2 separate regions of the Homo sapiens genome follow, and region 2 is linked to region 1. Evidence: read pairs that join two places in POLR2A ChIA-PET (ENCODE). Cell type or tissue: MCF 10A. All regions are shown on one strand. Each heading gives the region's core, and the rest is flanking DNA. Links, peaks and the distances in the headings are about the cores only.

The links. ChIA-PET counts read pairs that join two places held together with the same protein. Peaks named below come from ENCODE experiments on the same cell type or tissue, not always from the same donor. Only the 100,000 strongest peaks of a DNase experiment are listed, where the experiment ranks them.
Region 2: POLR2A ChIA-PET joins it to region 1 with 25 read pairs; 6 of 35 experiments call an interaction of 5 or more read pairs at or near these places.

Annotation. Positions count from the first base shown.
Region 1 is chr2:9,302,819-9,318,089 of GRCh38, forward strand. The region is part of intron 3 of ASAP2 (ArfGAP with SH3 domain, ankyrin repeat and PH domain 2); the gene reads left to right. Among named protein-coding and RNA genes, the nearest start is that of ASAP2, 100 kb to the left of the region's middle. In MCF 10A, for the core only: no CTCF peak of the experiment used is centred there; DNase peaks (open chromatin) are centred at 5,553, 7,763, 8,823 and 10,833.
Region 2 is chr2:9,244,875-9,260,145 of GRCh38, forward strand. All of the region lies in intron 1 of ASAP2 (ArfGAP with SH3 domain, ankyrin repeat and PH domain 2), which reads left to right. Among named protein-coding and RNA genes, the nearest start is that of ASAP2, 46 kb to the left of the region's middle. In MCF 10A, for the core only: no CTCF peak of the experiment used is centred there; DNase peaks (open chromatin) are centred at 4,787, 5,827 and 6,937.

The DNA of each region.
Region 1 (15,271 bases), core at 2,999-10,998:
AAGACATTATAGCTAACCTTACTAGGGAGGTAGTAAGGTTCTGTTGGGACAAGCAGTAGTTTGTGGCTTTCTCATATGTGCTGCACCTGGCAGAGGGGCATCCTGGCTTGGCTGCATTGGTACTAGTACAGCAGGACTCTGCCCAGTGCTGTCAGGCTTAGGTTAAGTGTGAGCTGATTGTCCATATTAGTAAGGCTTGTCTCGTCACTCAATATAGACATCTTGCTACCAGAGGTCCTCACCCTCAGTACTTCCATAGACTTTCTCCTAACTTCTTGTATTGCAAATGTCTTAGATTCTTAAATGTCTTACTTTGTTTTTTAATTAAACAAGAGCAATGATCATAGTATCATCTTTTTGGGAGGAAGATTTAAGTCACTGTTTTAGACATAAACTAATGAACTATGCTGAAATCTAGAGACATCCCCAGTGGCTTGGGGTACGTGGGAATATCCGCCCTTGGATTAGTCCTGGACTATTATTAGGTGTCCGTTTCTGACATTTGCTTTTTAATATTCTGACACTTTTTCTATTGGTTGCCCTTTTTCCTGCTGTCAGTGCTTGGGTGCCTCTAAGGTCTCTGTTTCACGATGCTGCGAGCTGAAGAGCAAGGTGACTTGGCTTGTTAGACTTGGGTGCAAATTAGGAGTCCATAGGCTTCGCTTGAGGAGGGCTTGAGGGCTAGGGCTTTGAGTGAGGAGGGGAGAGAGAGTACCTTGATGGACTTGCTGACAGTCGCTTTGGGCCCCTAGAAACCTCTGCCATTTAGATTTTGGCATGGCCTCATTTATAGTTGGAAATTCCTTATCTAAGACCCAAAAGACTTCAACGCTAAGCTATGTTCTATACTCACAAATCTCTAACCAAAAACAAAAGCACATTGTTTGATCGAGACAATGAACAAATAAGGCTGGTGTCAGATATCTACATTTTGGTTGTGGCATAGCCACATAATAGATTTCCATTGGACTTGGATACTGTTTCTTTTTGGGGTTGGGAGGGAATGCTGTGATACGGTAACCCCCATACAGAGAAAGTGGGAGAAGCCATATTGGGCAAAGATAGCATGGTGAGGCCTTGGGCGTGGGAGGGAGAACTCACAGAGACGAGGACTGGGCACCTGCTGGGTGCTATCCATGCGCTGGTGCTGTATGGGGCGGTGACCTCTGGCAACTCCTGCCTGGGCAGGGGACACAGATGCTTTTATTAGAAGACATGTGCCGGGACAGCCACTGGCAGCCTGCGGAGCCCTGAGGGTACAGCATTGGAAGCAGGGAGCAGTGACTCCCCGCCCTGAGCCCTGGGTCCCTGCTTCCCTGGATCCCTGAGGGTGGAGGGGCACTGCAGTATGGCACTTGTCCATCTGCACACAAGCCTGCTTGCAAGGTTTAGAAATCAGTTTCTTCACAATTGTCAAATGTGTGTAGGACATGCTGTTTCTGTTTGAAAGTATTAATGAACCTAAAACAGGGTTTGTTTTTGTTTTTGTCATTGTGTGTTTTCTTAATTGCTGGCTATTAAAGGGACAACTGCCACGATGTAGGTGACCTCAAACTTAGAAAAAAATTGTTTGCCAAATCTACAAGGTACTGTGTGGAATGGCTCTAGTGGGGATGTAGATAGGGGGTGGAAGGGCTGTAGGGGGTGTAGATATGCGGTGGAGGGGCTGTAGGGGGGGTGTAGATACAGGTGGGAGGGCTGTAGGGGGATGTACATAGGTGGGAGGGCTGCAGTTGTGGGGGTGTAGATACAGGGTGGAGAGGCTGTAGTCTTGGGAGTATAGATATTGGTGGAGAGGCTGGAGTAGTGGAGTATAGATATTGGTGGAGGGGTTGTAGTATTGAGGTATAGATATTGGTGGAGGGGGTGTAATAGTGGGGTATAGATATTGGTGGAGGGGCTGGACTAGTGGGGTATAGGTATTGGTGGAGGGGGTTGTAATAGTGGGGTATAGATATTGGTGGAGGGGCTGGAGTAGTGAGGTATAGATATTGGTGGAGGGGCTGGACGAGTGGGGTGTAGATATTGGTGGAGGAGGTTGTAATAGTGGGGTATAGATATTGGTGGACAGGCTGGAGTAGTGGGGTGTAGATGTTAGTGGAGAGGCTGGAGTAGTGAGGTATAGATATTGGCGGAGGGGGTTGTAATAGTGGGGTATAGATATTGGTGGACAAGCTGGAGTAGTGGGGTAAAGATATTGGTGGAGGGGCTAGTGTAGTGAGGTATAGATATTGGTGGAGGGGCCGTAATAGTGGGGTATAGATACTGGTGAGGGGCTGTAATAGTGGGGTACAGATATTGGTGGAGGGGGTTGTAATAGTGGGGTATAGATATTGGTGGAGGGGCTGGAGTAGTGAGGTATAGATATTGGAGGGTCTGGAGTAGTGAGGTATAGATATTGGTTGACAGGCTGCAGTAGTGGGGTATACATATTGGTGGAGGGGCTGTAATAGTGGGGTATAGATGTTGGTGTAGAGGCTGTAGTAGTGGGGTATAGATGTTGGTGGAGGGGCTGTAGTAGTGGGGTATAGATATTGGAGGGGCTGGAGCAGTGAGGTATAGATATTGGTGGAGGGGCTGTAATAGTGGGGTATAGATATTGGTGGAGAGGCTGTAGTAGTGGGGTATAGATATTGGTGTAGAGGCTGTAGTAGTGGGGTATAGATATTGGTGGAGAGGCTGTAGTAGTGGGGTATAGATATTGGTGGAGGGGCTGTAATAGTGGGGTACAGATATTGGTGGAGGGGCTGTAGTAGTGAGGTATAGATATTGGAGGGTCTGGAGTAGTGAGGTATAGATATTGGTGGACAGGCTGGAGTAGTGGGGTATACATATTGGTGGAGGGGCTGTAATAGTGGGGTATAGATATTGGTGGAGAGGCTGTAGTAGTGGGGTATAGATATTGGTGGAGAGGCTGTAGTAGTGGGGTATAGATATTGGTGGAGGGGCTGTAGTAGTGAGGTATAGATATTGGAGGGGCTGGAGTAGTGACGTATAGATATTGGTGGAGGGGCTGTAATAGTGGGGTATAGATATTGGTGTAGAGGCTGTAGTAGTGGGGTATAGATATTGGTTGACAGGCTGGAGTAGTGGGGTATAGATATTGGTGGAGGGGCTGTAATAGTGGGGTACAGATATTGGTGGAGGGGCTGTAGTAGTGGGGTATAGATATTGGTGTAGAGGCTGTAGTAGTGGGGTGGTAGATATGGGATGGAGGGGCTGTGGGAGAGTATCGATATGAGGTAGAGAGGCTGTAGGGGGTGGGGTTATGGGGGTAGGGGCTGTGAGGGGTGTATATATTGGTGGAGGGGCTGGCGTAGTGGGGGTGTAGACATGGGGTGGAGGGGCTCTAGGGGTGTAGAGAGGGAGTGGAAGCGCTGCAGGAGGGTGTATATACCACGTGGAGAGTTGTAGTACTGGGGGTGGAGATATGGCCTGGTGGGGCTGTAGGGGATAGAGATACCGGGTGGGAGGGCTGTAGTAGTGGGGGTTGTGAGTGAAGGAGGTCGGGGAGCCACATCCGCAGCAGGGATGCAGAAGAGCAGCCGTGTCGGCTTGGGTGCCTGCGAGGGGCCTCAGGGACGTTTCCCAGACTTTCTTAAAGGCAGAAGAGCGGCTGCTGCAGGTGGAGGCATAGGGACCACAGGTGTTCACTGTTCTAAGAAGGGTTGATAACGGAAGAGGAAAGCAGGTGGGAAGGGTTCCTAGGGTGAGAGGGGCTTGAGCCTGTTTCTGGGCCCCAGGGAAGGAGCTGGAAGCTCAAGGTTGATGAGAAGGAAAATGGGGGGCTGTGAGCTGTGGAGATCCTGTGCCCCTTTGTCCTCGGGTTGATGAGCCCAGCCAGGAGTCAAGCCTCTGCTCCTGGCTCGCTGAGGGAATTGTCAGCGAATTGATAGAAATTCAGCATGTGCTTGTTTGCATTCCTCCTTCTTTGGGAACTTTCAGCCGTTTGGTAATCATTGCTTAAAATCTGAAGCCTGGCACCCCATATCAGTGCCCATATACTCCAGGTTCCAGCTTAGAAGGCATGTGGGCAGGGTTTGTACCATTGGTGCCCCAGGGGCCCTGGCCGGACATCCACAGAGCATCACTGGAATCGCCTGGGGCTTCTTAGAATTCCAGCCTCTCGGAGGCCTGCAAAGCCAGAATCTTAGTGTGTAGGAGCCCCAGGCAATAGCAGGCAGTCAAGCTTGAGCAGCACTGCCCTGGAGCAGAGGTCCTCCAAGTGCAGCCCCTGGGCCAGCTGCACCAGCAGCACCGGAATTGTTAGAAATGCGCAGCCCCAGCCTCCACACCTCACCTGCAGGGTTGTGGCTCTCCAGCTGGAGTGCATCAGCATCGCCTGCGTGGCTTGTTAGACCACACCTGTTGGACTTCCCCTAGAGTTTCTGATTCCGCAGGTCTGGGATAGGGCCCAGGGTTTTGCATTTCCTGTTCCTAGTCACGCTGGCCTTGCTGGTCAGGAGCCACACTGAGAACCACTGCCCCAAGGACAGCCTGGGTCCAGTGCTTCCGACTCTCACCCTTGGCGAGATGGAGACTTCAGGTGCCCCAGGTCCTGTGGAGGTCAGAGCTACTTCCTAAACCTGGATTCTTGGAGGTAATACATTTGAAAAAGTACTTTCATTTCTGGTTGATGGCTTCAGCAAATGTTTTACCATCACCCGGTTTTAGAAGTAGTTTTGGGTGCCTGAGTCCTGGGTTCTCCAGTGCTGCCCTCCGGCTCCCAGAACCGGCCTTCAGCTGGTGTCAGTGTGGTTGTTGGTGGCTGACTGACATGTCCAAGCTTATCCTTTATTCTAGTGGAGAAGGGGGCAGAGGGCCCAGTTTTCTCTCCACTTAGAGCCTGAAAGATCAGAGCTGTTGACTGCCAGAGAAGCAGCATTAAGAGCAGAAACCAGGTCAGCGATTTTCCTCCTTGTTCTGGTGTGAAAGTTGCCAATGTGTTTTTGGCAGCTGGCTGGTTTTGATCTTTCAGTTTGTGTTAAACACTTAGGATCAGCATGGGCTCCCCCTTCTCCTTTTTAATTAAACAGCGACTGTGCTGCCAGGGACGGGCTGGGCGCATCTGTTCAGGAGGGCCCTGTGTGAGAGTGCATAGACGGGAGTGTGTGCATACGTGTGCTTGTCTGTGTGCATGCATATGTGTACGTGTGCATGCATGTGTGTATGATAGACCTCAAGGCAATTCTGTGGCCCAGGGGATCTGTTCACTGACACCAAAAACAAAAGTGGCCTAGATGATTGTATTAGTCTGTTCTTGCACTGCTATAAAGACATATCTGAGACTGGGTAACATATATATAACACATATATAACACACACATATATAACATATGTTTAATTGGCTTACGGTTCCACAGGCTGTAGAGGAAGCATGGCAGCATCTGCTCTGCTCGGCTTCTGGGGAGGCCTCAGGAAACTTACAATCATGGCAGAAGGTGAAGGGGGAGCCAGCACTTCGCATGGCCGTGGGCAGGGGCAAGAATGAGGCGGGAGGTGCCACACACTTTTAAACTCACTTGCTACACAGTACCAAGGGGCATGATGCCAAACCAGTCGTGAGAACTTCACCCCCGTGATTGAGTCATCTCCCACCAGGCCCCAGCTCCAACACTGGGGACTGCAATTGGACATGAGGTTTGAGCGGGGACACAGACCCAAACCACATCAGTGATTTTCCTGTTTAGAGTTTCCTTGTATGTACCTGACGGGCTGCTCTGTGTAAAAGGGAACAGGAGGGCTTTTCGATGGAGACAGCATCTAGGATGGCAGCATGTGCCCAGCCTCAGCTTAGCTTAGCCTGGCCTGGCAGGTGTAAACCATCTTGCCCTGTGCCAGCAGGAGTTTCAGTCCAGCCGTCTTTAATAGTGAGCTGAGAGGAAGAGCTCTGGCTTCACTGTTCTAGCCAACTCCGCTGCTAATAGTTGTGTGATTTGGAGGCAACGTGGATGACTCAAGCCTCTGTTGCCATACCTGCAAAATGGGGGTCACGGCACATACTTCTCAGAGTAATTGCAAGGGTTGAATGGGATTAAAGGGCCCTGTGTCATCTGGTGGTTTATTCAGGCCATTTTAGTCAGTACCTTGTGCTTCTCAAAAATACTTTCTGCCTGGATACCCGTTCTTTCAGATAAGCGGCCTTTAGAAAGAACAGAGAGCTGTCCTTTGAACCTGCCAGTCATACTCCTGCCCCAGGACCTTTGTGTTAGAGTCCCGTTGGCCCAGAGCGCACTTCCCCCAGGTCCTCATGTGGCTCTCTGCCCCGCCTCCTTTGCGCTCTGCTCCAAGACCACCTTATAAAAAGGCCTTTCTGACACTATTTGAAAGAGTCTCCATCCCACAAATGATCATGGCATCTTTATTTGTGGTATCCGTAGTATCCCCCAAACTGGAAACAACTCAAATGTCCATCAGCAGGTGTCTGGCTAGACGGCAGTGTAGCCATATGATGGAACAGTGCTGGCCAAGAAAAAGAAGTGAACTACTGGTACACGCAACTACATGAATGAATCGCACAGTCATGCGCAGTCCCAAAATCATGATGCAAGAAGCCAGATGAAAAGGCGTACATGCGGGATGATTCCAGATACCGTATATAAAATTCCGGAAAGTGCAGTGTTCTCTGGCAAAGAAGCAGATCAGGGGTTGCCAGAGACTTGGGGGTAAGGAGCTGGGGTTGCAAAAGGGGCACAAGAAAACATCCTCTTGGGGTGAGAGGGTACTTTCCCAGTCTGGATTTTGGTGATAGCTTCATAGGAATATCCATGTGTCATAGCATATCAAGTCATACTTTAAATGTGTGTGGTTTATTGTCTGTCCGTGACACTTCAATAAAGCTGCTTAAAACTTTTCAAAAGCCATTTGTCCAAAGTGTTGGTGCCCAATAGAACTGTTTGCGTTGATGGGAATAGTGTGTATCTGCTTTACTGAGTCTAGCAAGTCTCTAGCCACATGTGACTATTGCATTTGAAATGTGGCTAGGGCAACTGAGGAACTCAATTTTTAACTTCATTTAAGTTTAATCAATTTAAATGTGAAGAGGGGCATGTAGCTATTATCTGTCCTGTGGGACATCACAGGTCCAAAGCCCACTTTCCGCTCTTCAATGCCTGCCTCACACACATGTTGTAGGCCGTGAGCTCTGGCTCCTGGAGGTGGCTGGAAGCTTCCAGCACTGGAAGGCTGTTTCACACTCTGATACCCTTGTTAATGCTGCAGCCTCTGCTAAGAATGCTCTTAATTGATACAATGAGGTGTGAGGTCTTTCTACAACTGCCCACCCTTAGACAAGGTGTTGCTTGGCCTGTGCAGAAGGTGAATAGGTGGTTTGCTTTCTCTGAAGCTGTGCTTTTTCCTATTTAACTCTTATGACTGAGCAGCATTTGCTCGAATTAAAATCTCCCCACATTTCAAAGCGTCTTTTCTACCTCTCAAGTTTCTCATAAATTGGGCATATTCAAATAAGTGACATGATGCAGGCAAGCCTCAGGTAAGATCCTTTGGCCATATTGTATATTACATGGTAACAAAATGGCTTTTTAAAGGAAAAGCTGATTATCCTCGAAGAGAGTTGGATTCTGTTAAGGGTTTTGGAGGTGAGCCCTGGGAAGACCTGTTATTTTCTAGACCTTTGAGGCTAGAGCTGGAAAGATTCTGCCCAGTGACCTTTGGCTGCTCCTTAAAAATAGCTATGATGTAAGAATCCTGTCTAGCTTCAGGCTTCTAGATGGGATCCCTTTGGGCAAGATCATTTGACAAAGCAGAATTACTCACTGCCTAAGTCAGAAGGCAGCACTGCAGCTCCCTGGGGTGGGGCTGCACCTCCACACTTTGGCTGGATCAGCAGCTGTTGATCAGTGGCCAGAGAACAGAGAGGGTGACCTGTGAACTGAAGGGTGGGGGAAAGTAGAAAGTGACAGATCTACAGGCAAGGAATTTTAAGATCCCCACCACCACCATCCACCCCCACCAAAAAATAAAAAATATTAGGAAGGACATTGTGAAGAGATGGCTGTTTGGCTGGCTCTGTTCCCCTCCTCTGTGCCTTCTGGCCTATCTTTGTTTGCTCATCAGCTGTGACATTAGCATAATGATTTTGTTCTTTATATCTAATAGCTCTATGTGCTGCCTGCCCCACTGACTGAATCATTTTATTTCTACTTGTGAGATCACAGACCTTTGACTACTTACTTACCTTGTCAGACATATCCAAGTGAACTCGGGGGGAAAAGCTAAGACAGGAAGTAGGGGTGGGGAAAGGAAGGATTGTTATTTTGAAAGATTGCCTGGGCTGGGTGTGGTGGCTCATGCCTATAGTCCCAGCACTTTGGGAGGCTGAGGTGGGTAGGTTGCTTGAGCCCAGAAGTTTGAGACCAGCGTTGGCAACATGGGGAGACCCTGTCTTGACAAAAAATAAAAATAAAAAAATTAGCCAGGCATGGTGGCTCATGCCTGTGGTCCCAGCTACTCGGGAGGCAGAGGTGGGAGGATCACTGGAGCCCCACTGTGCTCCATCCTGGGTGAGAGGCACTCTCTCAAAAAAAAAAAGAAAAAAAAAGTTTGCCTGCTTGTTGGTCCAACGTTAATAGCAGTGATTAAGATTAATAATTTGTATTCAGGTTGCACTCGATGTTTTAAAAAGCCATTTTACATAATATATTTGTTAAAAGTGAGTCAGAACATAAGAGAAAGCCCTATGCTTTCTTGGTGCTAAGGAAAATATTCTGGTTGGGTTACCCAGGGATAATGTAATTCTTCCCATAGAGCATGAAAATGTCATTACTCATAAATTGAGACTGGAGCTGCCTGAGCACAAGGGATATGTAATCATCTTCTGGCTGTGGTTTCCGTCCCTCTCGGCCAGAACTCGAGGATGGCTCGTTCGGCTGCGGGCCTGAGGCTGCTGGACACACAGAGGAAGCCCAGAGCCTGCCCGCCACTCAGGCTGCAGGGCACACCTGCCGAGAAGCGCGTCTGGCCCCCACGCACTTGTTCTCTGGCCCAGACAGAGACCAGAGTGGCCATGTCCTGGGAAATTCTCCCTGAGCCACCAGGCGTGTGTGCTGTGTGGATTGCATACACCAAGCATGGAAAGGCAGAGGCAAGCAGGCTGATGTCCAGGAGTCTGGAAGCTTTATTAGTGAAGCCATCGATGGGGATTCTATTTATATTTGTGAGATTTTCTTTAAAAAGTAAACACCTTTGTTAAGCATATTTTATGTATTATAAAAATCACCCATTTCAAGTGTACACATCAGTGATTTCCAGTAACTTTACCAAGTGGTGCAACCATCACCTCAAATCCGTTTTAGGACATTTTCTTCTCCCCTTAAGGACCCTCATGTTCTTTTACAGTTAATCCCATCTTCCCCTTTGCTCCAGGCAACCACTGATCTACTTTTCAATCTCTATTATAATAATTTATTTTCTGATTAGAAAAGTAATAGTTTCCTATTTTGGATAATTTAAATAATTCCAAAGAGAAAAACCGTGAATGAAACCAGAATCCCCCTCATTGACCTGGCACCAGGCTTCTCTCTCTCCAGCTGCTGCCTTCTGCTGACTCCTCGACTGCCACGGCTGGCAGGGCCCACACCAGCACTTCGACCACCCTCTATGCCATTCCTTTTGCCCAGTCTACCCCTGCCCCCACCTCACGATGCCCCATCTTTTGAAGGTCTGTCTCACATCCACTGCTTAACAGAGATTTCCCTGGTATCCAGGCTAGAAATAATGTTCTCTTCATGGAAGTTCCATGATGTCTCAGTCCTGGCTCCTCTGGTATCTAGGCTAGAAATAATGTGTTTTCCTTGAAGTTCCATGGTGTCTCATTCCTGGCTCTCAGAGTTTCCACTTGGTAGTTTACTTACCTAAACATGGGGCGTGTCTCCCCATTCACCCGAGGGGAGAGGCTGTCTGAGGACTGAGGTCCTCACTAGCTTGTTTTTGTTTCCTAACTCATCCGTACACCCCCCTCTCCTGCCACCACTGCGGCCACATGTGGCTCCTTTACAGTGGTCATCAGAGCTGTCCTTGCAGCCTGGCCAACATGATGAAACCCCGTCTCTACTAATAATACAAAAATTAGCTGGGCATGGCATGGTGGCGTGTGCCTGTAATCCCAGCTACCTGGGAGGCTGAGGCAGAGGAATCACTTGAACCTGGGAGGTGGAGGTTGCAGTGAGCCAAGATCGTGCCACTGCACACCCGCCTGGGCAACAGAGTGAAACTGTGTCTTAAAAAATAAAAAAAAAAGCTGCAATTGGTTGTTGAGTGTCTCATTGCCCACTAGGCTGCGGGCCCTGTTCCCAGCATCCAGAGGTCACACTCACTGCTGAAATGAACGAAGAACGAAAGCAAGCCGACCAAGTGGGTCTGCATGTCCGTGGAGTGTTCACTCTTCTCCACTTGAATGTTTTTGCTGTAGGTCCCAAAGCATAGTTGATCTCTTCTCACCCTAATCTATTATTAACAGCACCTAAGTTCTTATTGGAATTAAATAACGAATAATCTCAAAATAGATGGATAAACCAAATTGTGATGAATTTCTTTTTCTCTGCTGCAGAGAATCTTGTTTTTCCCACTCACTCGTGTACATTCATGTTCATGTGTGTACTCCCGCTTCATGAAAAACCTAAGATTCTCTTTAGAAATGTGAATTTTAACTTGTGGACACTTTTAACTTTCTTCCCCACAACCCACCTTATCACTGGATGGTTCTGGTGCCTTTGGCGCTGCCCCCGCCAGCTGCCGGACAGCGACTCTAATCCTCCCTGTAGGCTGCCTTCTTTCTTGCACGTGCCTTGTTCTAGACCGCACAGCATTGGCTCCCAGCCAGGCAGGGTTCAGGACCAAATTGACCTGCGCCGGTGACTCTGATTGTGGTTTTGTATGATCGTGTAGATGAGTGGGCAGTGAGCATCTCAGGGGTTAGTAACTGGGACAGTTACCCTTCCTTCTTCCCAAGCCCAGGCCAGCTGGCCTGACCACCTAAAACCTAAGTCACTGTTTTCTCACCTTTCATCAATGAGGAGCCATTAGTATCTGTGCAGTGTAAAATATGCTACTATGTGGTATTCTTAGAATTTTACATTCTTGGTGTGTATGTACATAATTCTTCCTCTGAAAGGGCAGGCATCGTGTTTCATTTACCTTTGTAAATTTATTTTATTTTATTTTTGAGACAAAAGTCTCGCTCTGTTACCTAGGCTGGAGTGCAGTGGTGTCATCTTGGCTCACTGCAACCTCCGCCTCCTGGATTCAAGTGATTCTCCTGCCTCAGCCTCCCGAGTAGCTAGGATTACAGGCGTGCGCCACCTCGCCTGGCTCATTTTTGTATTTTTAATAGAGATGGGGTTTTGCCGTGTTGGTCAGGCTGGTCTCGAACTCCTGACCTCAGGTGATCTGCCTGCCTCGGCCTCCCAAAGTGCTGGAATTACAGGCATGAGCCACCACACTCAGCCTCCTTTGTAAATTTACCTACTGTTGCTGTATGCAAAATAGGTGCTCAATAAATCACTTGAATGAATGAATTCACACATGCATTTGCTATATTATGTTTGGTTTAAGGTGTTAATAGAACTAACATTTTATCTGAAGCCCCTGTAGATTCTGTCTTTCACATATTCGATGCCCAAAAAAATATTTCAGTATACTGATTTCTTCCATCAATAATTTTTAAGCCTCTATTCTAGGCCAAGCCCCATGCTAAGAGCTCTGGTAAATATAAAATACAATAAAGGTGGATGCTACCCTTTAGAACTTAGTGTGTGAGATCACTAAGATGAACACGAGAAGAGCCTGCCAAGTGCCTTAAAACATTTAGAAAAGGGGCTGGGTGTAGTGGCTCATACCTGTAATCCCAGGTCTTTGGGAGGCCGAGGCAGGTGGATCACTTGAGGTCAGGAGTTTGAGACCAGCCTGACCAACATGGTGAAACCCCGTCTCTACTAAAAATACAAAAAGCCAGGCATGGTTGTGGGTGCTTGTAATCCCAGCAACTCGGGAGGCTGAGGCGGGAGGATCACTTGAACCTGGAAAGCAGAGGTTGCGGTGAGCCGAGATCACGCCACTGCACTCCAGCCTGGGTGAGACTCCATCTCAAAAAAAAAAAAAAAAAAAAATAGAAAAGAAAATATTGGAGGATCTGGGGGAGGGAGGGATCACATTCTGCTGGGGTTGCTTAGTAGAGAAGGTGGCGTTTGAGTAACTCCTGATGGATGAGAAGGCTTTGAACAGCAGGGATAGGGAAGACGTTTCCGTCGAATAGAACAAATTGAGCACATGCGTAGAATCAGGGAAGGAGAGAGTTCAGTTTGGAGAAATATGAAGATGAAACATGGAAAATAAGGATGGATTGTGGAGAGTGTGAAATGCAGGAATAAGTAGTTTAGTCTTTATTAGGGACACAACCCCAGACAAGCCTGCCATAGCCCTGAAGCGGGGAGTGGGGCAGGCAGAGACTAGGAAGCGGCAGCAGGGAGCAGGGGAAGCCATAGCCTTAGTCCTGAGAAGGAGCAGTGAGGCGCAGCCAAGGCAGTGGACGTGAGAATGGCATGGAGGGAATGTTGGAAGACGGGTCTGCGTATGTAGGGTTAAGACCTGGAATTTGTTGAGAAGCGTGCCGCACGGCTGGGTGGCAGCACTGGGGTCAGAGATGACTCTTGGGTGTCAAGCAAGTGAGGAGGGTGGGAGAGAGGGCTTTGTAGGAAGGAAGAGCATTGGAGGAAGGAGAGCTGGCTGCATACTTGGGGCTGCCTGCAAGTAGAGGGAAATGTGGCCCTGGAGGCGGGAACTGTGACGGGAGTTTCATTCCTCACTCACCTGTCTGGCTGCCAGGACTGTCAATGACAGTGGAAATCTAGGCGTGCTTGCTGTCGTAGGTTACTCATCAGCACGGCCTTCTGTTTGTCCTTGTTCCTTCCAGTCGTTCCTAAGACCGCACCTTAAACTGCGCTTTTCAGCATTTAAAAATTTAATGCTTAAGGCTGATCTTAGCAAGACATAGCTGATGACATTGTACCTTGGAGGAAGGCCAGGTACGTGAGAAATGTTGAGTTGTTTAATCCTAGGGCAAAAGTTCCCCAAAAAAGTTTATTTCTGAAATGACAGTCATTAATTGATCATTTATTTAGCAGAATTGGCTGTGGATGCAGACGTTATTATACACCTTACCAGTGTTTTCCAAGTACATTTCTGTTTCTAATGTAAAATTTAGTCCAGGCGTGGTGGCTCATGCCTGTAATCCCAGCACTTTGAGAGGCCGAGGAGGGCAGATTGCTTAAGTCTAGGAGTTCAAGACTAGCCTGAGCAACACAGTGAAACCCTGTCTACAAAAACTACAAAAAAAAAATTAGCCAAGCATGTTGGCCCGTGCCTATAGTCCCAGCTACTCAGGAGGCTAAGGTGGGAGGATCGCCTGAGCTCAAGAAGTTGAGGCTGAAGTGCCCTCCAACCTGGGCGACACAGTGAGACCCTGTTTCAAAAAAAAAGAAAAAAAAATTAGTACACTGAATGGTGTATAGAAATCGGATGCCATATTGCTTTAAAAGTGGTGCCATTTTATCTTCCTATTTAAGATAATTATACTAAAAATAAAACTTTCCTTTGCTTGATGGTATGAATGAATACATAAGGTCCCAAGTCCCTCTTCTCGTCCTTCTCCTTCTCTGGGCCTGTAATCTAGAAGCCCAGAGTGTCACAGAAGCCACAGGGGCCCAGCAGTGGGAACTGGCCCTTGGGTTGATTCAGGGGAGTGGTCCAAGCCTGGGAAGTGCGAAAGTGGGTTTCGAGCTCGTTTTCCACTTGAGGGAGGGAATCTTTTCAGGCTCAGGGCTCTGAGTCCGTACTTGAAGGCTCTTCCTGACTGAAGTTTCGCATCTTGAGTTGACTCGCATTTGAACTGCTGTCACGGAGACTTGCTTGCTCCTCGTGTACCTGTTGGTTAGGAGGCTTCCATTCCACCCAATTTAATCCATGCGGACGGTGTGTGTCCCCACTCTCCTGCCTTCTTGCTTCAGGGAGAAGAATGGGGGCACCAAGGCTCTTGCCCTTCCTGTTCCCTTTTATCTCCTTTGCCTAGCAACACCCCCCCAACACACACCCCCTCACAATCACACCCTCACTCTCACACCCTCCCACACACCCCCCGTCACACCCTCTCATGTCCACTCTCATACACTCTCACAACCACACTCACACAACATGCAATCATTCCCAATCACTCACATCCACACTCCACACAACCACACAAAATCACATCCACACACACACTCAACCACACTCATACCCCACGCAATCACAACCACACAACACACATCCCAATCACACCCACTCACATCCACACTCTCACCACACTCAACACACACCCCACGCAATCACACCCACTCACATCCACACTCACACAATCACACAACCACACTCATACACACCCCGTGCATCACACACACTCATATCCACACCCTCACACCCTCACAATCACAGCCCCCCACATCCACTCACACAATCATATCTTCACTCACACACACCCTCACACAATCATTCACATTCACCCCCAACTCACATCCACACACACACCCTCAAACACACACATGCTCCCTCACACACCTACACATACTCACATTCTCACACACACATGTGCATTCACCTTATACTCAGTCACTTACACCCTTACACACCCACTTACACCCCCACAATCACACCCCACACTCAAATCCACACAATCTCTCACATCCACAATCACACTCTCACACACCCACACACCCGTACACAATCACATTCACGCACTCACATCCACAATCACACCCACACACACCCATACACACATTTACACACTTACACAATCACTCACATCCATAATCACATCCTGAAACCCTCACACGCCCACACACACCCATACACAATCACATTCACACTCACATCCACACTCACACTCACATCCGTACACAATCACACCCTCACACACCCATACACAATCGCATTCACACACTCACACAATCACACCCTTAGTCCCTTAACATGCTCCCTCACACACCTACACGATCACTCATACCCACATTCACTCACATACACCCTCATGTGCATTCACTCTTATACTCAAGCACAGTCACACCTTTACACACCCACAACACCCTCACTCAGTCGTACACACTCATTGACACACACTCTCCGTCCCCAACACACACACGTCTTTTCTCATTCGCACCCAGCATTCGCTCGTGTGCCTTTGCAGCAGACAGAAGACTCTGCCTTTGTTTCCCCTGCTTGGAGC
Region 2 (15,271 bases), core at 3,176-11,175, 58 kb before region 1:
TTTTTATGATTTGAGTCTAAGAAAACTTAGTTACTTAGCCTTTCTGCGGAGAATAATTGCTTATTTGACAGGGTGACACGATGGTGTGTGAGCTCAGTTGCTTTTAGCCAGCACTACTTGAAGTCCTCCCGTCATATAAAAGGTAAAAGTCTGAATCATGCAGGCCTAGGTTTGGTTGTGAACTTTTACCTCTTACTGGTAGTGTGGCCTTGGGCAAGTCACTTTGATACCCACTTTGTAGGACTGCGGTAAGAATAATATTGTTATTAATAGAGATTCCAGGAACTTGTAGCTTGATTTTGGATGCAGAGAGCTGGGCTCCTCCCACACAGGAGCTTCTGGTTTGAGAACCACAGCTAGCAATGGCTTTGTTGAGGAGGGTGTTGGTGTGACTATCGAATTGTCAGTGCCAGTGTGTTGCTGCCGTGGCTGTTGCATTTGAATGGGCTCTGGAGACACCTGGGGTGGGTGGGGGCTGCCTGACACGGAGCCAGCCTGCCTGGCCACTTCTTCGGCTCTGTGCTTACTTGGGGGCATTCACTGTGCTAGGTGTGGAGGGTTCTATAAAAACAAACCCTAAAAGATTAGTCATACATTTACTGTTGGTCATTTCTCAAAGTGATGACGTTACCTTCTGTAACCTACACTTAGTTTCTGAGTCTTTTTGGTGTGTGTTGCTCGAATATCACTATACATCTTCCTGACTTCTGAATCTAAAAGAGCACCACTCTTTCTCTTTGTTTCTTCAGTCAGAAAATACCTACTGGGTGCTGGTGCTGCGTTTGTGAACAGAGCACACAGAAATCTGGGCCTGGGGGCGCTTGCAGGATTCTGCTTGCTTTCCTTCCTCCCGTCTCTGCAGTCTGACGCTGTGTGCCATGCATTAGTCGGTTCGTCGTCTGCCTCCACTAGAGTGTCATGGATGCTCCTGGGGGACAGAGCCTTTGTTTTCTTCGCCACCAGATCCCCAGTGCCCAGAGCAGTGCCTGGGACAGAACTTGTTCTCAATAAATAGTTTGTTATTGTTGTTGTGGGGCTTGGATGCAAGAGGAGTGAGCCCCACATTTGATTATATAATAATTAAAACCTTAAAAACAAGCATACGATGGGGATGGCTATCTAAGTTTAGAAGGTTCTGTGAAAAGGACAGGAGGGTGGTGTGACCCCGTTGGGGGAAGGAGCTCTGTGTTGACTGGCAGGAGCCCTGGTTTGGGAGTGTTGGCTTTATCCCTGATCAGCTGCTTGACTTCAGGCAACTCTTTACATTTGAGTGAAAAAATGAATGGGGATTCTCTGTATGGTTTCTCCAAACCCGTACTCCTTAGACATTTAAAACAGGTGGACGGAACCAACTTTTCATTTCACCTGACTTCTCAGTAACCACTTATTACACTGAGCAAACTAGTGTGAAAATTTTATTTTATTTTTAAATTTTTTACAGACAGGGTCTTGCTCTGTTACCTAGACTGGAGTGCAGATCATGGCCCACTGCAGCCTCGACCTCCTGGACTCAGTGATCCTCCTGCCTTGTTCTCCCAAGTAGCTGGAGCTACAGGTGTGCGCTAACATGCCTGGCTAATTTTTTAAAACAATTTTTTGTAGAGACGGAGTATCACCATATTGCCCAGACTGGTTTTGAACTCCTGGGCTCAAACAATCAGCCTTGGCCTCCCATGCCAGGATTACAGGCATGAGCCACCACGCCCAGCCCCACCTGTGTGAAAATTGTAATCATTCACCTGTGCATAAAGTTGCATCCTGCATTCAGAATAAAGAGAACCGTGAGAGGTCTTCAATTTAGTCATCTTTACTACAACTTTCTTTCCTTTTTTCCTTAATGCTCTTGATCTTTCTTGTCACATCTAAATGGTTTAATCCATTGTGGCTCGATGTGGGAGAGGCTCATTCCTGGGATACTCCTGGCTTCTACACAAGCCTGTGTACTGCTGCATGTGGAGAAATTGTCCAGGTTTTTTGTTTTGTTTGAGACAGAGTCTTGCTCCATCATCAGGCTGGAGTGCAGTGGCATGATCTTGGCTCACTGCAGCCTTGACCTCCTGGACTCAAGCTATCCTCCTACTTCAGCCTCCCATGTAGCTGGGGCCACGGTATATACTACCACACCCAGCTGATTTTTTAATGTTTTTGTAGAGATGGGGTCTGTGTTGTCCAGGATGGCCTTGAACTCCTGGGCTCATGCAGTCTGCCTGCCTTAGCCTCTAAAATGCTGGGATTATAGGTGTGAGCCACTGTGGCCAGCCTGTCCAGTAATATTTTTAATTGAGGAGAAAGGTCTTCTTCCTGACAGCAGTCTGTCTGCTCGTGAGTTTTGACGGCACAAGCTGCATGGATCTGGTATTGGGGTGGCAGCAGCTGGAAATCCTAATGAGGATGAACTCTTCGCTCCTCAATTAAGGAGACTGACTTGCCCTTCACCAGAGGCTGCTGTCTTGGAACTGCTCCCAGTCCGCAGATGCCTAGGGAGTCCCAGACGGTCCCCGGTCCTCATTTGCACGAGGCGAATCAGTTTAGCAATTTGCCTGCCTAATAGGATATTGCCCTCATGGACCTTATTACCTCATGCGCTGCTTTCGGTCCATCGTCTAGCTTTTTGATTTGAGTGCTTCTGTGGATTTGCTCGCTGCGTCTGTTATTATAGAAGGGTTTTTAAGGCAGCCATGTGGATGGGCAGTGGGTTCCAGGGTTCAGATCCTACCTCTGCTGCTCACTAGCTCAGATGTCTTTGGTCCTCAGATTCCTCATTCTGAAATTTGGGAATGATACTCAGTCATTAATTAAGTGAAACAGCGTTTAGAAAGCGCCTAGGCTGGTGCCAGACGCGGAGTAGGTGTTCAGTGAATGCAGAAGCTATTTCTGTTATTTTTTGCACTTGCTAACAGTTCCTATCCTTAGATAGTCTCTGTCTTTAAACTTCATGTGCCTCGGGTTTAAAATCTGCTGCTAAACTCAGCTGATCCAGGAAACTGCCACTTTTTGGCCCTATTTCCCGCTCTCCTCCTCTGCCCCCCACACTGATAACCTCTTTATGATGTATCCTCCCAGCTCTCAGGCATAATTATGCTCCACTTATCCAGAGGTCAGACTTTTAGCAACCTCTGCCATCTGGAACATGTCCAGGAACTGGAAGTCAACAGAAAAGGCCTTGGAGCTCAGCTGTCCTCGAGTCTGGGACAGACGCTAGGTGGAGAAGGGGTGGCTGATGGAAGGGGGGCGGCTGACAGCAGCAAGAGATGGCAGGTGACCCAGAAGACGAACTCAGCAGAGCAGGGCCATCAGTGTGGTGGCCAGCAGTTCTGCATCCCACGCTAACCACGGAGGCCACGCAGGCCTGTGTTCCGAGTGGGAATCTTTGGTGCTCCCAACAATACTGAGTATTTAAGCCAAATTATATTCAGCATTTGTTAATAAAAGAGGAAAATACAAAATCTGTTTTATAACCAAGATGGTTTTTAGAAAACCCTTTGGTATCTTGGTGTCATTTTTTTTTTTCTTCTGGGTAATTAGTGTATGTGTAGCTCTTTATTTTTCAAGCATGGGGAAAATGCCAGCGTAGAGAGGATAGAACACGGGCTTTGGAGTCGCAGTCCAGGGTGTGCCTCTTGTTTATTCTGCCACCTCCTTGCTAGTTGACCCCAGTGAGAGTCAGCGTTTTGGGTCTCGGTTTCTTCCTCTGTAAAACCTCAGAGGTGTGTTCAGAATAAACACACCTAGAACTAGGCAAGACGCTGACGGTGAGGTCTTAGATACCCAGGCCCTGGCTGGGCATGGGAATTCACTGCTTCTACTGTTTACTCTGCTTGTAACTTTCACTCCTATCTACCAGCCATTTGGTAAATTTCCTTACACCATTTGACATGTAGGTTGTATATTTCAATTAGATGGCAGTTCTTTATGGCCAGGGACCCTGTCCCTGAACCTAGTTTTTTAGTGTCTCTGAAGTCTTCCTGATGTCGACTCTGATGTGAGCTCAGTGTTAGGTGGCAACGAGGCTGGCTCTGTGTCTACCTGTCATGGAAGCTCTCCATGTCCCCAAATCCAGAAGGAGGTAATTTGTGTAAAATAATGCTGTCCTTTAACTTGCGTAAATTCCTCCCAACCCGAATACATAGGATGCTAGAATTTTAGGTCTAGAGGAGATTTTATTTTAGCATTCTCCTGGACAAATTGCATGTTTTGTGGCTGGGCTGGGCATGTAGGGGCTGAGAGGCTGTCTTGTGGCTGAGGCCACACAGCCAGTCTGTGGTGGAGCTAGGCTGGCCCTCTTGGGGCCTCCTTAGCTCCAGTTTCTTTCCTCTGTCAGACAGCAATGGCCTCATGTCTTGTTCTTCCTGCTGCGAGCTTTAGCCTCAAACTCCACCTTGAATGTGGAGTGAACTTGGAGTGAACTTTGTCTGTGGCTCAGCCTGCCCGTGGCCTGTCTGTCTGCCCCATTCTGCCCTCACGTCTCTAGAGAGGACAGCAATGCCTTCCCCATATATGTTCATTTCTCTGATGATTGTAGTGTCTAATGGGTTTCATTCTGATGAACTTGAGCCCCTCACTTGGGCTTGTTCTTTGCTCTGATGGGGAGTAATTTGAGGGACTCTCATGACGCCATGCCTGCTCCAGACAACCCCTAGGAGCTTGCAAAGATTGCCCTGTAGGAGGAATTGCTGATGTCCTGTGAATAATTCCTGGGAAGGAAATGCCAGGCTGACCCATCACATAGACTGCATAGCCATGACTTAGCAGGGTGGAGCACCCACACTGTCGTGTGGACAGAAAGTTCACAGCCTGAGTGAGACTGGGCGCTGGGCTGAGATTGCTGGCACGGGTCTCCTGGAGCTGCAGGCAGGCATGCCCGGGCTGGCGGGGGAGCTGCATGCACTGCCACCCCCAGAGGAGGGCAGGGCCGTGTGGGGATACTGCAGAGGATGACCGAGGGGCATGATTAGAGAGAGGCTACCCTGAAAACACTCTGCTAGGCTTCCAGATTTTTGTTTTGGGCTGGTCCTGCTCAGGATCTGTGAGAAGTATGTAGGAACATTGGGCCACCGTCTCCTGCCCATCAAAAGGCTACATGCCATGTGGAAGGAAGGCAGGGCTTGGGGTCAAATCTGGGTATACAACTCTTCCCTTCTTTCCATTTTCTTACTTGGAATATTTACTTACTCACTTGAGTTTCAGTTTTATCATCTGTAACATGAGGAAAATAATACCTACCTCAATTGCTTTGTAGGGTTTCATAAAGCTAAAATAATACCCATGATCTCCTTGGGGGCAGAAACTGCCAGGATCATTTTTAGCATTTAACACGCTGCCTGACACAAAGTGGTCATGTAACATTTGTTGGATAAAACTCCACAAACTGTAAGGAATGTTACACACATGGTAATTATTACTAATAATTCAGCAAATGGTATTTAACCACAGACTTCCTGCCTAGGCACCAGGGAAAGAGGGGAAAGAACACGACATGTGAATACACAGCTGTCCCTAGGGCTCCTGGAGTTCTCGCGGTGCCCCAGGTGCCATGCATGACTTTAAAGATGGGAGTGGGGATGCAGGATGCCAGACATGTGGCCCTTGGGTGGGAATTGGGACCCCAGATCTTTAATCACTTAAGCCTTGGGAGGTGTAAAAGTGTTTTCCCATTCCACAGAGGGTACAAAAGGATACAGGGCACATTGCACGGCCCCCAGGGCAAATGCAGTGTGGTGTGCTCTTTCATTTAAGCCGAGGCCACAAGTAACTATCGGACAAGGTTGGAAGCAGAAAGCAGTGAGCACCCAGAGAGGAACAGGAGTAGGCTGTGGAGCTCAGGAGCTCTGAATCAGAGCCAGGGTGGAGCGGAGGTGTCTCAGCCCCTGAGATGTTGCAGTCTTCCTGTTAATCTGCCTTGTGGAATTAAGCTATACCTGCGGGGTCCTAGGGATGTGATTCAGCACAGGCCACCATGGGCCATCTGTGAGCAAAGTGCTGAGCCCACCATGGTGGAAATACAGAAATAGACAAGACTCGGGGCTTGCTCCCGGGGAACTTAAAACAGTGAACTATGAAACGAGGCGTGGTGAAAGTCAATTTCTTACAGAGATAAGATGGGAACCCGGAGTGGGCAGGCTCACCAAGGAGGTGGCATTTGGGTGGATCTTGAAAGGTCTGTAGAGTTTGAATTGGAGACAGATTAGAGGTGAGAAAACACACTGAGGTGTGGAAACCCACAGGTTCTTCAGGGAATAAGTGGACGGGAGTGGAGCGTGGAGGGCTGGTAAACAGATCGCGAAGGAGATTTTGAAAGGAGGAACGTGGCCAGAGCGTTGTCACATCAGGAGTTTAGTCCGCAAGTAGAGGTGGGCCCTGTGGCTTTCCCTCTAGTCACTTGTCTTACAGAGAAGGGGACTGAGGTTGTGAGGGTGGGGCTGGCATTTGACTTCGTCCCACTCCTTCCCATCTTCTGGGCTCCATCTGCTTGGTACTCACGTGTAACAGCCTTAGGGGACCTGCCCTCCCTGTGGGGGCCCAGACCTGGGGAATCTGGTTGAGTCTGGCTGCTCAGTGGGTCTGGGCGCAAAGCATGTGGAGAAATTGAGAAGCTCGAAGCAGAACAGCTAATCCCTGATGTCCGTCGGGTGGGTTTTGTATGCTTAATAAGTAAAGATAACGTGCATTTTACACTTTACTAAAACGCATTACCTCATCTGACTTTCCTTTTCCCTCCATCCCAGCTGGTGAGTTGGGGACTCAGTGACCCTTGGGAGAAGGGGAAGGGAGCAGCTGGGGGGCGCACCTTGTTGAATTCATGGGGTCTTTCCTGGGGACCTTCGGTTTTGTGATGAGGAAGTGGAGTGGCTGGAGGACATCAGCGTGGCAAATGGAATGCCTTCAGGAATGACGCAAGGGGAAGGTGGCTGTGGCTGAGGGTGAGGAACAGCTGCCAGGAAGGAAGACTGAATGTGAGTTTTCTGGCAGTGATGGATGGAGCAGAGATGGGCCTGAGGCCACTGACAGGGAGCTTTAGGAATGAGAAGCCTGTGCCCACATTGCTTTTTTTTTTCTTTCCTTAATTTTTTTTTTTTAATTATCATCTGTAGCTCATTGAATTTAGTTCATCAGTTATTTGAAATAAATCAGATGTACTTGGGAAGTACTGGCCAGTAGGTGTTAGAGTGTTAGCCTGTACAAAACCTTCCCTCTGGGAAATGCTGGAAGGAGAGCCTTCGTGTCACAAAAGCCGTTAACACACACTGTGAGGTGCCTTGGAGAGAGGTCACTCAGGCCAGGGAGGGCAGGCGTGCCTGACACCAGCTGCTAGGACTGCATTGGAGTGAGGCCACTCAGCCTTGAAGGTCAAAGAGCAGATGACAACTGAGAGTAATTGATGAACCAGGGACTGTAGGAAGAGTCATTTTAAATAAGGCCTTTGGGGCTGTGCGCAGTGGCTCTTGCCTGTAATCCCAGCACTTTGAGAGGTCGAGATGGGTGGATCACTTTTGGCCAGGAGTTCAAGACCAGGCTGGGCAACATAGCAAAACCCCATCTTTACTAAAAATACAGAAAATTAGCTGGGCATGGTGGCACACGCCCAGCTACTCAGGAGGCTACGGCAGGAGAATCGCTTAAACCCAGGAGGTGGAGGTTGCAGTGTGCTGAGATCACACCACTGCATTCCAGCCTGGGCGACAAAGTGAGACCCTATTCCCCTAACACCCCCGCCCCCCAAAAAAAGCCTTCGGAAGACAGTTAAAGAATTTAGGAACACGGCCGGGTGCAGTGGCTCACGCCTGTAATCCCAGCACTTAGGGAGGTTGAGGCGGGCAGATCACGAGGTCAGGAGATCGAGACCATCCTGGCTAACACGGTGAAACCCTGTCTCTACTAAAAATACAAAAAAATTAGCCAGGCGTGGTGGCGGGCGCCTGTAATCCCAGCTACTCGGGAGGCTGAGGCAGGAGAATGGCATGAACCCAGGAGGCGGAGCTTGCAGTGAGCCGAGATCGCGCCACTGCACTCCAGCCTCGCGACAAAGCGAGACTCCGTCTCAAAAAAAAAAAAAAAAAGAATTTAGGAACACAAGCAGATAGTGCGTGGGCCCAATCACTGGTCCTACACCAAGCATCTTGACTATTTAGTTGTTCACTGCAGCCCTCAAAAGCTGCCCGTGCATCCCTAAGCCCAAGCCAATCCCGAGGCAACAAAGAAACGAAAGTCGTTTTTTGTTGTTTTTTAAAAAGTTTTTAAAGTCAGCTGAATTGAGGTCTACTCTGCAAACAATAAAATTCACCAGTTTTTGTTTTTGTTTCTGTTTTTTTAAACAGTTTCACTCTTGTCACCCAGGCTGGAGTGCAATGGCGCGATATTGGCTCACTGCAACCTCTGCTTCCTGGGTTCAAGCGATTCTCGTGCGTCAGCCTCCTGAGTAGCTGGGATTACAGGTGCCCGCCACCACACCTGGCTAATTTTTGTATTTTTAGTAGAGACAGAGATTCACCATGTTGGCCAGGCTGGTCTCCAACTCCTGACCTCAGGTGATCCGCCCGCGTTGGCTTCCCAAAGTGCTAGGATTACAGGCATGAACCACTGTGCCCGGCCAAAATTCACGTTTTAAATGTGCAGTTTAGTGGGTTTTGTGAAATCGTCTAAGCACCCTACAGATGTAACGTAGCAGAGTGCCGTCACGCAGAACTCCCCTCTTCAGTTGGTTCCCCCATTCCTGCCTCCTGTCATCTCTGCGCTGCTTTCTGTCCTTACAATTTTGCCTTTCTTAGAATTCCGTATAAATGGAATGATAGGGTATGTAACCTTTTGTGTATGATTGCTTTTGCTTGACCTAGTGCCCTGGAGATTACAATGTTACATGTATCTTTAGACCACTCCTTTGCATTGCTGAATAATGTTCTGTTGTATGGATACAGAGTAAGTTCCCCCTTAGCTGCATTTTACTCTCCAAGGTTTCAGTTACCTGAAGTCATCCCAGGTCCGAAAATAGTACATACAACGAGATATTTTGAGAAAGAGACCACATTCACATAACTTTTATTACAGTATATTGTTGGCCGGGCACGGTGGCTCATGTCTGTAATCCCAGCACTTTGGGAGGGCGAGGTGGGTGGATCACAAGGTTGGGAGTTCGAGACCAGCCTGGCCAATATAGTGAAACCCCGTCTCTACTAAAAATACAAAAATTAGCCGGGCGTGGTGGCACGTTCCTGTAGTCCCAGTTACTCAGGAGGCTGAGGCAGGAGAATTGCTTGAAGCCAGGAGGCAGAGGCTGCAGTGAGCAGAGATTGCACCACTGCACTGCACTCCAGCCTGGGGAACAGAGGGAGACTGTCTCAAAAAAAAAAAAAAAAAAAAAAAAAAAAATATATATATATATATATACACGTGTGTGTGTATGCATATATATAGTATATTGTTATAATTATTCTATTAGTCATTGTTGTTAATCCTAATTAATGTGCCTAATTTATAAACTAAACTTTTTTTTTTTTTTTTGGAGGCAGAGTCTTACTCTGTTGCCTAGGCTGGAGTGCAGTGGCATCATCCCAGCTCATTGCAACCTCTGTCTCCCGGGTTCAAGCAATTCTCCTGCCTCAGCCTCCCAAGTAGCTGGGATTACAGGCATGCACCACTACCCCCAGCTAATTTTTGGATTTTTTTTTTTTTTTTTTTTTTTTTTAGTAGAGACGGGGTTTTACCATGTTGGTCAGGCTGGTCTCGAACTCCTGACCCCAAGTGATCTACCCACCTCAGCCTCCCAAAGTGCTGGGATTACAGGTTTGAGCCACCGTCCCCGGCCTATAAACTAAACTTTATCAGAGGTATGTGTGTATAGAAAAAAAAAACCCAGTATATACAGGATTTGGTACTGTCTGGTTTCAGGCATCCACTGGGAGTCTTGGAATGTATTCCCTGAAGATAAGCGGTACTACTTGTTATCAGTTCACCAAGTGATGGGCATTTGGGTTCTTTCCAGTTTTTGGCTATTATGGATAAAGCTTCTATGAACATTTGACTACAAGTCTTTGTGTAGGTAGACACGTTTTATATTTTGACTTCGGGAAATACCTGAGAGTGCAATTGCCGTGTTGTGTGCTAAGTGTGTGTTTAACTTTATCAAATGCTGCCATCCCATTTTCCAAAGTGGCTGCATCATTTTTCATTTCCACTAACCACGTATGAGAGTTCCAGTTCCTTCACTTCCTCATCGGTGCTTGGCATTATCAGCCATTTTACTGGGTGTGTAATGGAATCTTATTGTGGTTTAATTTATATTTCCCTGGTAACTAATGAAACCAGAATCTTGGCCATTGTGTATCTTCTTTGATGTTATGTGTCTATACTTGTACCATGTAAGTTGGTTCTCAGATCATACAATGCATCATGAGAGTAGAGATTCTAATGAGTATTGAATGTCTCTTACCTGAAGGGCTGTTCAGGAGAAATGGACTATTTAAGTAACAATAATCTGAAACAAGATTCTGAAAGATGTGCTCTGTGGAATAATATTGCACATATTCCTAGAAGCTGGGATAAATCATTCACACAGAAAAAACTGGAAGGATCTAGCAATTTACTTAAATTCTCCTATGGAATTTTAAAAAGATGGCCTCATATTGCCTTGTTACTATGGAATGGTTGATTTGATGTAAATGCACACTGCAGCTTAATGAAGTAGCCTCTCTGGTTCTGTGTGTCCTTGCCGTGGATTCGGCAGATGGTGTCGTCAGAGATTATGGAGTTCAAGCCACCTAGCTTTACAGAGGTGAAGGGAGGTGCCTGAGTTGATGAAGGGAGTCGGGGGCAGAGCTGGTGCCAGCACCATGTGGTGCTCCAGAGGTTCTTCAGGGGTCTGCTTGACCTGTATTGCTTTTATCTTTAAAATTTCCAACAGTTGTTAAAAAGTTTTCTGAAAAGATTTATACTCTGATGTTTGCATCACATAGCAGGGAGGTGATCTCACCAGAACATTTTGAAGTCTTGGTAAACATTGGGCTGGGGGGCACAAGATCGTCTGATTTATTTGTATGCGTATTGGTAGGTAGCATGCTAGGCATTGAGGGACTTAAGAACTGGGGTTTATAAGCAGGTTATAAACTACAGTACCTCCAGTGATCTGGCTCTATAGCTTAGTTGTTTTTAATGCCCTGTTTTGATGAAGGAACCTGTGTAGACTTAAAGTTGTAGAATGACCAGTGCGTCACTATATTTTCCCTAGTCATTGACATATTTGCACGTTCAGACATTCATAGAAATGGCAGGAGAAAAACTATTCTAGGGTCCCCTGCAAAAAAAAAAAAAAAAAAAGAAAGCAAGTAATTCTGGCAGCCCAATTAATTCATTTAATGAATATTTATTGAGTGCCAACCATGTGCCAGCTTGGGGTGATGAAGATAAAAAATTAGCATGTCAGTGGGCGCCAGGATGTTAAAAGTTGGAGTTTAGCACGAGGGTGTATATGCATGTGCTGCCTTCACTTAAATGTCAGGCAAAGCGGCAGTGTCAACTGTACATAAAGAAATTAGCGTTTAACATGCTGTGCCAATGATGATGCTGTCCATGGGCTGAGCAGTCAATATATGTTTCAGATGCTTCTTGTCTAACATATCTGAGATAAGGACTGCAAGGAGATATTAGATGTTGTTAGTGGTAGAGAGTTGAAACAAATTTCTTACTATTCCAAAGCTTTTGGATTTTGTTTTTAAAAAAGAATGTGGCCATCTGTTTCTATTTACATGTGCAAATCAGAATTGTCTCTGTCTTGTGTAACTGGAAGAGTATTGAAATGAAAGTGCAGGCCACTGGCATCCAACTGCCAATTTCAAATGAATGAAAACAGCCTCAGTGTTCTCATTGATTCCATTTTGGGGATGTGATGGTATGCATTTGAGCAATTTGTATTCCAGCAAGAGACCTTTTTAATCCATTTCCTCTGTGTGACAGAGGAGTTGGGTTTTAAAAAAGCACTGACCGAGAGTCAGTATGACTGTCTCTTAGCCGCTTGTCCTGTCCACCCTCAGTCCTTGTTCCTCTCCTTCCTGATCCTCCTGCTGCAGCCAAGGGCTGGGAGGGGGCAGCACAGCTGATGGACTCATTCCAAGTCCTTGGCTGGAGTGCCTCCTGCCTGCTAACAGCCTGTCACTTTCTTCAGGATGTGCCTGTGTTACCTGCTCCAGGGTGTCTTTCCCTAACAGCCTGTCACAGGGCGTTTGGTAGAAACTAAAGAGCAGCAGAGGATGGTTTCATTCATTCCATGTTCGTGGAGTGTTTACACGTGTCGGGCATTCCACTGGTGCTGGAGATTCAAAAATCAGAAGGTGCGGGCCCCCATCCTGAAGGAGTGACAGTTTGTCCTTGTTCCTTAGGGTTCAGCTAATGAAAAGTCTCAATTGCCTTGGGAAATTTGAAGTCTGAAAGCAGGGACTGTTTTATAGTAGTCTCAAACAGTGGTAGGAAGGATATACCTACTTAGTAAGCATTATGGAATGACCATAGGTGCCTAAAACTTTTCCCTGCAAAATTAAAATAGCTTTATTTTCTTGGTTTATTGTTTCTTAACTTTTTAACAGGAGATTACCTTGAACAAACTAATGAACCAGTACATGATGTCGGAAAGAACAGGCTAGGAGAATGTGAAAGTGTGGTTGTTTTGTTTTGTTTTTGAGACAAGGTTTCTCTCTGTCACTCAGGCTGGAGTGCAGTGGCACGATCTCCATTCACGTCAACCTTCGTTTCCCAGGTTCAAGCTATTCTCCTGCCTCAGCCTCCCGAGTAGCTGGGAGTACAAACTCACGCCACCATGCCCGGCTAATTTTTTTGTATTTTTGGTAGAGATGGGGTTTCACCACGTTGGCTAGGCTGGTCTTGATCTCCTTGTGACCTCAAGTGATCCGCCCGCCTCGGCCTCCCAAAGTGCTGGGATTACAGATGTGAGCCACGGTGCCTGGCCTGAAAGTGGTTTTTAAGCAAAAAAAGAGAATACAAAGGTGGCATTTTGGTTTATCCTTACCTATGTGGCCTTGGAAAAATACCTTTGTGAGTGTTACTTTCTATGTTGTTGCAATAATATTGCCTGTGTTACCAACTGCCCAGGTTGGAGAGTCATGTGCCATAATCTGTGTGAAAGCACTTTTAGAAGTGCTGTGCAGTTGGAAGCCTGTTATTACTGCTACCCCCACAACCAGTGCTGGTATCATCACATTTGTACCCTGACTTTGGGGTAGGATATACGGACATACACATTTCATTTCTTTCCATCTATTTTGAGAAATCTAAGCCAGGGAAATGCAGTGGAATTCTTCATTAAAAATTACCTTTGGCCAGGTGTGGGGGCTCACGCCTGGCTGGGTGACAGAGCGATACTTCATCTCAAAAAAAAAAAAAAATTTCTATGATTACCAGCTATTTATTTGTAAAGTTGAAATAAATGCTATTCACAGTATTGATAGTAATCAGTAGTTGTTTTTTTTTTTTTTTTTTGAGACTTTTGGTCAGGAGTCTTACTTTCCTTTAAAAAATACCTCACATATGTTTGAATGTAATTGTAAGATTTCCTTCTTGGAAAGATAACTAAAATGCAAGCTGTTTTAAAGGTGGTACTTTCATAGAATTTTGTATCTAGAAGCTCAGAGGAGAAGTGGCTCACCTAAGGCCCCAATCCGAGTAGGTGACAGTCTCCATGGTGCCCCCGCCGCCACACTCATCTTCTCATTTTGCACAATGCATGATTTTCAGTCCCCACAACAAATGCAAACCTTCCCGGGTCCTGGGGCAGTGTGGCTTGAGCAGGCGAAACCCCCGGAAGCTGCTGACTCTCTTGTGGCTGTTGCAACTTCTTTAGATCTCTTGAGGAACAGTAAATATTCCACAGATCAGCTTCAGAGCAGACAGCATTCTGGCTGAGAAACAGATGATCTTCACTTTTACTTATTTATTTCTCTCGCTCTCTCTCCTCTTCACTTCTCAAACTAAACATAGCAGCATTACATGTAGTCTTTGCTTTTAGGACTCAGCATTTTAGAGTCTGTAGGTCCATGCTCCTGATTACAGACTGGGGTCTGCAGCCCTCCAGTGATATTCCTCGGATTGCAGCCAGTTTCGCGGGGCCAGACCAGGACCCTGGGCCTGCTCTTCGGCCTTTCTCTGTGGTGTCTGCAGGCCTGACTGTCCCCTTAGCAGGGAAGGGAATTGCTCTGGGCCGTGGTCCAGCCCGTGGGACGGAGGTTCAGCCTCTTCCCCTTACTTGCTGCTGCCCAGGGAGCCCTTCCCCTCGCTTCCTCTCTTGTTCTGTTAGCTGGGGTTTCAAATTTTCTTTTCTTTGGATGGAAAACAAACAAAGAAAGTAAAACTAATGGGCTGAAGCCCTTCCTTGGGGAGAAACATTCATCCCTCAACGCTGAGAATAAATGGCCTTTGCTGACCCTAGCAGCACAGCCAAGGGCCGCCATCCCTGCCTGTTGCTGCACTTCCCCTCCCTTCTGCGCCATCCTGCAGTGGCAGGGACCCTGCCCTTCCTTGCGTCTGCCCCCGCTTCCTGCGCCCTGCTCTCCTGCCAGGCTGCCCAGGCTGGGGTGCCCCTCTCTGCAGGCTCCCACCCCTCAGCCTGGCTTGTACCTCTCAAGTCCTCCTCTTGTACTCCTGCTCCCTGGTAGGTGGATGCTATCAGAGGGCACAGTTTTCAGCCCAAAACCTTAAGGAACAAAAATGAACAGCACCATCTGCATCTCTTTGGCCCTCGCCTCTGTCTCCACCTTGCTCCTTGGCGCTCTCAGGCCCCCTGCCCCGAGGCTGGACCGCTGTTGGGAGTGTGGCACCAGTGGGTGGACTGCTTTCCATTGAGGGCAGCAGAACCCAGCCTTGTGTGTGTGTTTTAGCGCAGAGATCTTCAGATGAACTCATCTGAGGCCGACAGGCAAAGTAGCCCTGCACATCTGGGGCCAGGGATGGAGGCCGATGCTAAATGCCCCCCATGTCTCCTCAGCTCCCTTGCACCCTGATGAGCCCCTGCAGTGTCCTGCATAGTCCTTGGGCTAAGTGGAGCCGAGTATGGAACCCAGGTCTAAAATTGGGAATGGCTGTCCAGTGTCTGCGCATCGCCCCCTCCCCTATCTGGGAAACTCTGTGGTTGAGGAACCCCACTTACAAGGCCCCAGGCAGGCTGGCCTCTCCCCGAGTCAGGCACCAGTCTGATGGCCTGATGGCTCTGCTATGGAGGTGGGAGGGGAAAGGTCCTCCACCAACCTGGGGACTCTCCAACTGTCAAGGCAACAAT